2 separate regions of the Homo sapiens genome follow, and region 1 is linked to region 2. A link is an interaction called in ENCODE POLR2A ChIA-PET data of the cell type or tissue named here. Cell type or tissue: Panc1. All regions are shown on one strand. Links, peaks and the distances in the headings refer to the core of each region. The heading gives the core; the rest is flanking DNA.

The links. ChIA-PET counts read pairs that join two places held together with the same protein. Peaks named below come from ENCODE experiments on the same cell type or tissue, not always from the same donor. Only the 100,000 strongest peaks of a DNase experiment are listed, where the experiment ranks them.
Region 1: POLR2A ChIA-PET joins it to region 2 with 6 read pairs; 3 of 35 experiments call an interaction of 5 or more read pairs at or near these places.

The regions. Positions count from the first base shown.
Region 1 is chr10:94,338,312-94,343,693 of GRCh38, reverse strand. NOC3L (NOC3 like DNA replication regulator) reads left to right here. Exons shown (of 21, transcript NM_022451.11): 14 at 1,949-2,021; 15 at 3,198-3,261; 16 at 3,347-3,418; 17 at 3,774-3,955; 18 at 4,958-5,086. Among named protein-coding and RNA genes, the nearest start is that of NOC3L, 22 kb to the left of the region's middle. In Panc1, for the core only: no CTCF peak of the experiment used is centred there; no DNase peak of the experiment used is centred there.
Region 2 is chr10:94,083,860-94,089,241 of GRCh38, reverse strand. All of the region lies in intron 2 of PLCE1 (phospholipase C epsilon 1), which reads right to left. It overlaps PLCE1-AS2 (PLCE1 antisense RNA 2), which reads left to right. Exons shown (of 8, transcript NR_120616.1): 7 at 1,041-1,106. Among named protein-coding and RNA genes, the nearest start is that of PLCE1-AS2, 22 kb to the left of the region's middle. In Panc1, for the core only: no CTCF peak of the experiment used is centred there; no DNase peak of the experiment used is centred there; H3K4me3 peaks cover 551 bases; H3K27ac peaks cover 2,057 bases.

The DNA.
Region 1 (5,382 bases), core at 132-5,131, 250 kb before region 2:
TACGCTTGTGTCTTAATTTGGACTAGCTACATTTTAAGTGCCTAACAGCCACATGTGGCTAGTGGCTACCATTGTTGGGCAGTACAACTTTAGGAATAGAGTTGGAAATAGGACTGATGGCTAGAAGATATAGAAAAGGCAAGTTCTGTTTATCATAAGAAATTACTTTCTAATAACTGGAGCTATTTGGCAATGGTATGCATTTCCTTATATGGTGATACGGTCCTTGTGGTTAAAAATCTTCAGAGAGGCTGGTCAGAGAAGGGATTATTCCTACATTGTGTAGGACTTGCTGTTTTTATTTTTGTTTTTAAATAGAGACAAGCTCTCACCATATTGCCCAGGCTGATCTTGAACTCCTGAGTGAGTCATCCTCCAGCCTTGGCCTCACAAAGTGCTAGGATTACAGGCGTGAGCCACCATGCTCGACCCAGCTATTTGTTTTTTAATAACTAATTCCTTTATTTAAAAAAGTTTAAAAAATAATATATGGTCATTTAAAAAATTTAAATAATGCAAAAGAATATACAATTTAAAATTGCAAGCTCCCCCTCCTATATATGTATGTAGTCTGTCTGCGTGCCATCTGCCACCTTTTTTTTTTTTTTTGGAGACACTGTCTTGCTCTGTTGCTCAGGCTGGGTTGCAGTGACGTAATCTGAGCTGACTACAACCTCCACATCCCAGGTTCAAGCAGTCACCTGCCTCAGCCTCTCGAGTAGCTGAGACTACAGGCATGTGCCATCACACCTGGCTAATTTCTGTATTTTTAGTAAAGATGGGGTTTCCTCATGTTGGCCAGGCTGGTCTCGAACTCCTGACCTTAGGTGATCCATCCGCCTCGGCCTCCCAAAGTGCTGGGATTACAGGCATGAGCCATCGCACCGGGCCTGCCTGCCATCTTTCATGCAAATGGAATCATGCTATGTTTAGTGTCCTGTAACTTGCTTTTTTTTTTTTTTTTGGTTTTGTAAACAGTTACTTTTGGTACCTCTCCCTTATCACATATATATCACTTAATTTTTAAAAAATTTATAGTGCTCCATTTTATAGATATATTGTACTTTATTTGGTCAGTCGCCTATTTGCACTGGGAATACTTGCGCACGTGTGTGTGTGTGTGTGTGTGTGTGTGTGTGTATCTTCATGCATGTGTGTGCATGTAGTGCCAGATCAAAGGGTATGCTCATTTTAAATTTTGATAAATAATTGTCAGATTGCTTCTCCAAAAAGTTGTACCGATATGCATGGAATATGTCACTCATAAGGTCTTTTATTCTTCTAAGATTTACATAGATCAAAGACTTCTTGCTAATATTGAAGAGATGTCCTGACTTTAACCTACTTCAGTGTCTACTATAGTATATGGAGTAACTCTCAAATTTAGCAGCTCATATGATTCTTCTTTAACCCTATTGGGTGGTCTCAGTTATTTCTACAAATAGAGGCCCAGGACAGTGAAGTGAGTTACCTAGGATCACGCAGGTAATTAAGAGCAGAGCCTGAACTAGATACTGGGGTCCAGTATTCTTTCCATTTTATCCTTAAAGCTGTCATAAGGTCCATATTCTTGTAAGTAGCAGAATCTTTCCTTGTCTCTCTTCCCACCACCTGTTTTCTTAGAAGCCGATCCTGCCGGATACCTCCTAAACTTTCCTCAGGAAGTTGTTTGCTTCTAGTAATTTCTTTCTCAGTGCAGAAGGATTTTTGAAATATTTTTGGTTTGTTCAGTGCCTTATATATTTCTACTGAGTTTAGTGTTCAATGGTGTATGAATTGTTGAAGAGGCCAATCTGAATTAATGAAAAGTATCAATAATTGCCATGTCTTTCATAGCTAACATTTCGAAATAAAGAATATTAAAAATACAGTTTTAAAGTCAAGCTTAATTTCTACCAGCTTTATTTCTGCTTTTAGTTCACTGATTAACTGTTTTGTTTGATTCCAGGTTTGCTCACCTTATAAATGTGGAATTTTTTGATGATCTGTTAGTAGTTCTTCATACTCTCATTGAGTCTGGTGTAAGTAATAATAAATTATTTTTTAAAAGATATAAATGGTAATTACTATTTTAAAAATTTTTCAGGTTTATTGAGATATATTTTGTATACAGTAAAACCCCTTTTAGATGTACAGTTTATGAATTTTGACAAAGGCCTATGATCATATGATTACCACCACAGTCAAGATGTAGAACGTTTTCAACCATTGGAGAGTTTTAAGCAGGAGGGTTGTCTGACCTGTTTTCTTTTTTTTTTTTTTAAATTGATGCATAATAGATGTACATGGTTTCAGGGTATATGTGATAATTAAATATATTCATATAATATAGTTTGTAAATATTTTACTTGGGATATCAGTCACCTTAAATATGTGTCTTTATGTGACAACCATTCAAATTCTTCCCTCCTAGCTATTTTGAAATAGATAATAGATTATTGTAAACTATAGTCACCCTGTAAATCTGCCTCATACTAGGTTATCTTAAAGATAACCTTTATAGGTCTTTTTTTTCTTTTTTGAGATAGGGTCTCACTCAGTTGCCCAGGCCGGAGTGCAGTGGTGCAATCACAGCTCACTGCAGCCTTGACCTTCCAGGGCTCAGGTGATCCTCCCACTTTAGCCTTTTGAGTAGCTGGGACTACAGATGTGGGGCACCATACCTGGCTAATTTTTCTATTTTTTTGTAGAAATTTTTTTTTTTTTTTTTTTTGAGAGGGAGTCTTGCTCTGTCACCCAGGCTGGAGTGCAGTGGCGTGATCTCGGCTCACTGCAAGCTCCGCCTCCCGGGTTCACACCATTCTCCTGCCTCAGCCTCCCGAGTAGCTGGGACTACAGGCGCCCACCACCATGCCCGGTTAATTTTTTGTATTTTTAGTAGAGACAGGGTTTCACCGTGTTAGCCAGGATGGTCTTGATCTCCTGACCTCGTGATCTGCCCGCCTCGGCCTCCTGAAGTGCTGGGATTGCAGGCGTGAGCCACCGCGCCCGGCCCTGAGAGATGGGTTTTTGCCATGTTGCCCAAGCTGGTCTTGAACTCCTGGGCTCAAATGATCTGCCTGCCTCAGCCTCCCAAATTGCTGGGATTACAGGCTTGAGTCTTTGCTCCTGGCCTTAAAGTTCTTTTTTAAAGCTATAAATGGCAATTACCATTCTTAATATTCCATCCCCCTCACCCCCCCCTTTTTTTTTTAAAGGACCTAAGCTATCAAGAAAGTCTTCACTGTGTCCAGACTGCTTTTCATATTCTTTCTGGACAAGGTATGATATTTTCTTAATCAAGTTTTGTTTGCCTTACCTTTGAATGCTATAACATACCTAATTGGTGTTTGTTGTCATTTCAAAGGTGATGTTCTGAATATTGATCCATTGAAATTCTACACACATCTCTACAAAACACTGTTCAAATTACATGCAGGTATGTATGTTTAGATAATGTTTCTTTTATATGTATTTATGTTTTAAGAATATGTTATGACCCATCATTGTAGACAAATGAGAAATAGGAACAGGTACATAAAATGGTGACTTTCCAGTGCCATGCATCTGTATTTAATCTTATGTAAGACTTGGAGAAAGAGCTTCTGGAATTGACTGGAGATGCAGTAAGTATAGCCCGCTGTATCTCCTTAGCAGTATAGCACTACCTCATTGATTAGAGAAATGGTTTGGGACAGGTACAAAAGTTTATCTTGGGTTTATCTGAAGTTCAGTCCAGTTGCGTAATGAAAAAGTAATGAGAACAGCTCTGAAGAATATGTCTGCTGTTTTAGGTGCTACCAATGAAGGTGTTGAGATTGTACTCCAGTGCCTTGATGTCATGCTAACTAAGCGCAGAAAGCAAGTTTCTCAGCAGCGAGCTCTTGCCTTCATCAAACGCCTTTGTACCCTTGCTCTTCATGTTCTTCCAAATTCAAGTATTGGCATTTTAGCAACTACCAGAATATTAATGCATGTAAGTAGTGATACAAATGAACAGAGCTAAGTTCTTATAATGCAATGATTTTTTTTGTTTGAGGCATGTCTTTTCCCCCCTTTTATATTATTTCAATTACAGAAGTAATTCACACTTGTAACAAAATCAGGTGACAAAAGAGGTATATAAAATTGAAAAAAAGCATTTTATACCTATTGACACTTCTCAGTGTCATTAGGTGGGTATCCATTTACCATTTGGTGGGTATTTTTCCAGCAGCCTTTTAAAGTTCATATATAAACACATACACATAGAAACAACTCAACTTTGTATTTTAATGGAAAGAGGATTATGCTATATATTCTACCACTTTTTTAACCTTAGCATTTAATCATGGTAAACACATTATAATGTCACTACTCTCTTTATGTAAGGTTTATTTAATTCTTTGCTTAACAAACACCATAGTTCTGACTATGTGCCTTCCAGTTATAAATGCCTTACAAAAATTTAATTTTCATAACTCTGAGGTAGCTACTATTCTTGTTCCTATTGTACATGTGGGAAAACTGAGGTCCAGAGAGGTTAAGTGTCTTGGCTTGAGTAGCAGTGCCAGTCAGTGGTAGAAGTGATATTCAAATGTAGGCAGTCTGGTTTTTCTGCTTCTTTCTATTTCTCTTGATATAGGTTATTTCTTTTTTTGCTATTACAAATGATGCTATAGTGAATATCTTTATGTATTTATCTGATGTAATTATTTCTATCAGATTTCTAAAAGTGTGATTGCAAGGTGAGAAGCATATTTTTTTCTTTTGCAAGATAAAATTAATTTTCAAAGCAAGCAAAGATAAAATTTTTTTTTGCAACTCTTGTTCTTACTATATAAACTTAAATTGTTTTTTATTAAATCTAGGTGTAAAGACTTTATGCAAAGCTCTTATACAACCATAAATTTAAATGCAAATACAACTACAAACCAGTAACACCTCTTATATTAACAATGTTAATTTAACCAATTCTTTTTATGTGACATTTTTGCAGACTTTCCCCAAAACAGATCTACTGCTTGACAGTGAATCTCAGGGAAGTGGAGTTTTCCTTCCTGAACTGGATGAGCCTGAGTACTGCAATGCTCAGAACACTGCTCTGTGGGAACTGCATGCTCTGCGGGTAAGAGTGGCCCTGGTTTTTTTCTTTTTGGGGATGTTTGTGAATAATTGTTTTCCAGTTTTTCTTCAAATAGTTGTTATTGCCAGAGTACTTAATTATATTTTGTTCTGGGGCTGCCTTTTTTAGAATTCCTGTGTTAGTATGCTACATTTTACTTTGCTGTTACTATTCTTTAAGCTGTTGAGGTACATTTTCTAAGGAAGCAGAAAACAGTGTCAGTTCTGTAGGGTGCAGTTGTGGAAGATTTACTGAAACCTTTCCCTTTATTGAAATCTTTCCCTAACACTCTTCAGAGG
Region 2 (5,382 bases), core at 238-5,237:
CCTCTCCTGGGGCTCTCTGCCTAAGAGGCTGCACAGAAACCAAGCCTGGTGCCAAATCTTAATCCCTTTGCAGAATCTCACGTGGAGCTGCCTCACCTCTTCCATTCCTGCAAAGTCTCTTCCTGCTGCACTTCCTTCTGAAACCATTAATCACCACGACCCACTGAATGAAGCCCAATCTCAAATCACAGTGAAAAATCCTGCAACGTGCAGGGTGATGAGTGTTTACATTAGCTGAAATGAAATGATGTAATACCCAGAATCGAGGGAGGGCTGCGATCCAGAGTCAGGGCATTGCAAAAACCTCTGTGAAACATAACTTTTCTACATTACAAAAAAATGTCCTTGCGTTTTAGTAATCTGGCTTCTGTAAATTTAGGATTACTTGGATTTTTCTGATCTCATCAATTTGTTTTCCAAATAGAAATTCAGAACTTCCCAATTACTCACTGTTTTAGTCAAGTTTAAAAAAAAGGGTAGCAAATAGAACCCAAAGTGTATACATGTGCAAAGAACCCAGTATCAAGGGAATAATAATAGAAGGCAGCCATCCAGGTATGTGGGCACCTGCCATGCTGCAGAATAGCAGAGCCTCCCAAGGGTCTAAGTGCCTTCAAAGTAAAGACAACTCCTAAGAAAGACAGTATTTGTTTAAGCCAGTGGCCAATTTTTCTTCCTATAACTGATGATGAACAAGAAAACCCAGGAGTTCCTAGCCCTATTATTGATGGGCAACTGCTATTGATTACTTTAGGATCTTGTGGTCCATGGTTGGGGTGAAACAGGAGATGTGAGAGGTCATGTTTGTGAAGGGAGGGGTAAAAGTCTGTCAACAGCACCTGCTTGGAAGAGAGACCTGGTAAGGCTTCATTGCAGATTAGAGGTTAGCTTGAGACTAGTGGAGATGCCAGAGGCAGAATATTTGGTTTGGATGTATTACTGATCATAATAGTAAATTTTAAGAAGTGTTTATCCTGTGCCAGGCAATGTGTAAGCACTTTCATGCATTATCTCATTTAACCTTCACAACAACCCTATAGGGTGGATTCCATTATTGTTCCTATGCTACAGGTGAAGAAGGTGAAGCTCAGAGAGATCAAGTAGTGGTAAGCTATTAGGTAATGGTACCAGGTTTGTCAGCATGCTTCCTAACCACCAGTTTGTATTGCTTATGCCAGCTTTGTGAGCTACACAACCACAGCAGCATGCTCAACACCCTGCAGAGGGACAAAGTGTTGCTGCAAAAGGGTGTGCAAAGCATGTGCTGTGGCTCCCCAAGTGCATATCCTAAATTCTTGGCTACCATTGTCCAGAAGTGCCAGTATCCGAGCTCCTGGCCTAAATGCAAGGCCCTTGCAAGGAAGGTGGCACCTCCAAATGTAGGGGTAAGTATCAAACGTCACATGAAAAGAGCTCTGGCCTGGCCCAGTTCTGTCATGAACCAATGACTTTAGTCAGTCCACTTCCCTTTTTGAATCTCATTAATATTAGGAGGTTGGGGACAGGCATGGTGGCTCATGCCTGTAATCCCAACACTTTGGGAGGACGAAGTGGGAGGATGGCTTGAGGTCAGGAGTTCAAGGCCTTCCTGGGCAACATGGTAAGACCCCTCCCCCACCACCTCTACAAACATTAAAATTAGCTGGGCATGGTGGTGTGCGCCTGTAGTCTCCGCTACTTGACAGGCTGAGGTAGGAGGATAACTTGAGCCCAGGAGTTTGAGGTTACAGCTGTGATCACACCACTGCACTCCAGCCTGGATGTCAGAGCAAGACCCTCTCTCTACAAAAGAAAAAGAAAATTAGGAGGTTGGACTTAGATGGGCTCTAGGGTTCCTTGCAGAATACATTTTCTATGATAAATGATTTTTCTTTTTTTTTTTTTTTTTTTTTGAGACAGGGTCTCGCTCTGTCATCCAAGCTGGAGTGCAGTGGCGTGATCACAGCTCACTGCAGCCTCGATCTCCCAGGCTCAAGTGATTTTCCCACCTCAGCCTCCTGAGTAGCTAGGACCACAGGTGCAAGCCACCACACCTGGCTAATTTTTTAAAAAACTTTATAGCAACAGGGTCTCACTATGTTTCCCAGGCTGGTCTCGAACTCCTGGGCTCAAGTAATCCTCATGCCTTGGCCTCCCAAAGGGCTGGGATTACAGGCATGAGCCACTGTGTTTGGCCAGCAAATGATTTTAAATAATGTGACTTCTGGGTGAGTTATTTTTTTTTAATCAGAATTTATGCATCCAAACAAGAATTCGCTCCAATATTACAAGAATACTAATCACCTCCATTTAGGCACTGTGCTTAGGGCACTATGTGAATATTCCACTTGTCCTTATAATAGCCCCAGTAAGGCAAGTATTATTATCTCTATTCCACAGATGAGGAAATGAAGGATCTGAGGGAATGAATGATTTGCATAGGGCCACACAGCTGGTCAAGGGGACAAATAGGGACTGGAGGCAGACCTGTGAGATTCCAGAGCCCACTGGGCTGCCCATCATTCCAACAGTGCTCCTGTTACTCAGAGCAATCCTGAGACACCTCTTGGATTCCTTTCAATTCAACCCATACATTCAATTATAATAAATACACATTTTGAACATGTGCTCCGTGCTGGGCACTGCAGAGAGTGTAGACATATGGGCCTATCCTCCAAGACCCCCACCCTAGTGGGGAAAACACAGGCAGAAGGAGGTAATTCAGCTGCAAGAGAGATTGGACAGTGTTACAACAGAGATATAAAGGACAATGGGAGCTTAGGCAAGTGAGAAATTGCTTCAAAATTATCCAAATTACTGCTAATATGCTCAGTGGTCATAAATATCCATCTTTAAAGGGTGGATGTAATTTTGGCTTACAAGCAAATCAGAGCCAAGACTAGAAAATAAAATGGGTCGTCAAGCTGGGCAATACCATTTTTGGTCACAAGCTGGGTGTGGCCGTAAAATAAAAGTGAGATAGATTTTACTGTGTGACCCAAATCAGTTCTAAAGGCAATTCCTAAAGGGCAGCTCCAAAAATGTTTTGAGCAATGATACCATCTCCAGATTAAAGAGCTACCCAAAGAGATTCCAAAAGACAAAGCTTCCCCAGCACAGCACTTAACCACACCAGAAGTCACTGCCTGCAGAATAATCACATGCCTGCCTGCTCACTGTGAGCTCCCAATCAGCAGGTCCCCAACGAGCTTGCTTGCTGCCATGCCCCCAGGATCTGGCATTGTACTGGGCACAGGGGATGGCTCAACAAATATTTGTTGACTGAGAGATATTTTGAACATGCAAATTCTCGATTATTTGTTTTTTAAAATTGTATTATTATTTGGCCACATCTAGACATCTGCATATTGACTGTGGGCACATTGCCAGTTGAGCACAATGGCCAAATGAAGACTATACTTACCCAGTCTGTCTTCCAGGCCAGGCCCTGGATGATCAGCCTGCTCGTGACAGGCTACTACAGTTTCCCATCCTGCCCCTGCTAGTGGCCGTTCTGGCATTCAGTGCTAAGAGAAGTAAGTGCAGAGCACTGAATATTCCATGGGAACTATTTAGGACTCATGGTCAGATGGGCTGACTAGTTCCCCCTTTAGTGCCAGCCCTGGAAGTCAGGCAACCGCTGGGGAATGTTTCTACAAACTCATCAGGTGTAGGCAGGGTGCCTCAATGGACATGTGGAACACCCTGCAGCCCAGCTGGCCTCCTAACAGTCCTGTCTGCAGGAACTCGGGATGACTCCTCCAAGCACAGCTCTACCCCCAAACACATTCCAAAATATGGACTGCCTCTGAGACGCCACAGATTCCTCAAGTCAGTACCGGAGTTCAGAGTAGATCTCAGGATAGTCAGAAGCCAGAGAGGGTTTTCCTGCCTTCTGTGGTCATCAATTCTCCCCTCCTCCTCCTTGTCTTTTTCTTGGTTGTTTGACTTTGGTTAGCTTACTAATTAGCCACATAAACAAGCCAGTACCAGATGGGGCAAAGCCTCTCTACCACTAGGACCCCCAAAGCCAAAGAATTTTGCAGGGTCTAATGTCCCCCCAAATCCTGCCTGTCCTCATGTTTAAATAAATACAATAATAGTACCCCCAAACACAAGATTGTTGAATGAGAAAATATACATAAACTACTTAGAACAGTGACTGGTCCAGAGTAGGTCCTTTATACATTTTATTTGTTATTGTTGTTGTAATTTCATACTCACTAGGGGCAGAGAAGGAGCCAGCTGACAGTGAGGAGGGGTATTCATTCATTTCTGCATTTATTTACTATGTCATTCTGCATGGGTGATTTTTCCTGTTTAATGCCACAAATGGATTTGATGTGGCTTCTCCATTAAAGTACATAAAATTAAACAGCAACATACAGTTTTAAGATAGATTTTGAGACCTGACTTGTTTGAAGGAAGCCGCAATTGCTGGTCACTGCATTTAGCTCTGAGATTCTTGGCAAATGAAACAATAACAGAAATACCCTGAGGTGTATCATTGGCATTGTCCAATCAGAAACAGTGTGAAGATTTAAGCAGCAAGAGAAATTTTTCCCTGGCTCCAAATTTTAAGAGGAATTTAAAGCTGGGATGTATGGACACCAGACAAGATAAAAGACAAAGCCACCTCTTGACTCACATGAAAGATGCGGAGACATCTTTCCAATGGCCCAGACTTACAAGGGCCCTGAGGGCTCACATTAAACTGTAGCTCAAGACAAGCGTTTATGGTTTCACAGAATGTCGGCACAGGAAGGGCCTCTTAGTCCAGCGCCCTGGTTTTACAGAAGAGGAATAGGTGGCCGGGGATGGGGGCCTGAAGAGGCAGACTAAAGAGGACCAGACTCAGCTTCCAGTCCAGTTCTTCCCTACCCCAAACTCTTGCCCTCTCCCCTCATTTCTTCCACCAACAAAAAGAAGCTTCCCTCAGGCCCTTCCTTAGGGGAAACGGCAAAGCTATGGCAGCCCCTTTCACACTGTGGGAATCCCTTTTCTTTAAACTTGGTCAAAAATAAATTTGAAAAATATTTAAATTTTCAAAGTCCAGACTGGAGAGCTTCCAGGTGGCTTTAGGAGGCTTGGCTGCACAGAGCCATTCTCAGTCTAAACTGCTGGCAGCTACTGCTGGTTGTCGAAGCGCACTCCTTACTCCAAAGTCCAACTTTAAAGGATTGTATGTTTTAGCAGCTACCATTCTTAAAAGCTTTCTAAGCACCCCATGGTGCTAAGTGCCCTATGTGATAGCCTCCTTTAATCCTCCCAATAATACTATGTGGAAGGTTCTATTATTAAGCCAGGACTTGAACCGTGTCCACTGAGTCTGGAGTCCAAGATCTTAACTACAAACTCTCAGTTACCTTTACAGAATGAAAGTCTTTGCTAGGCAAGAAAAAA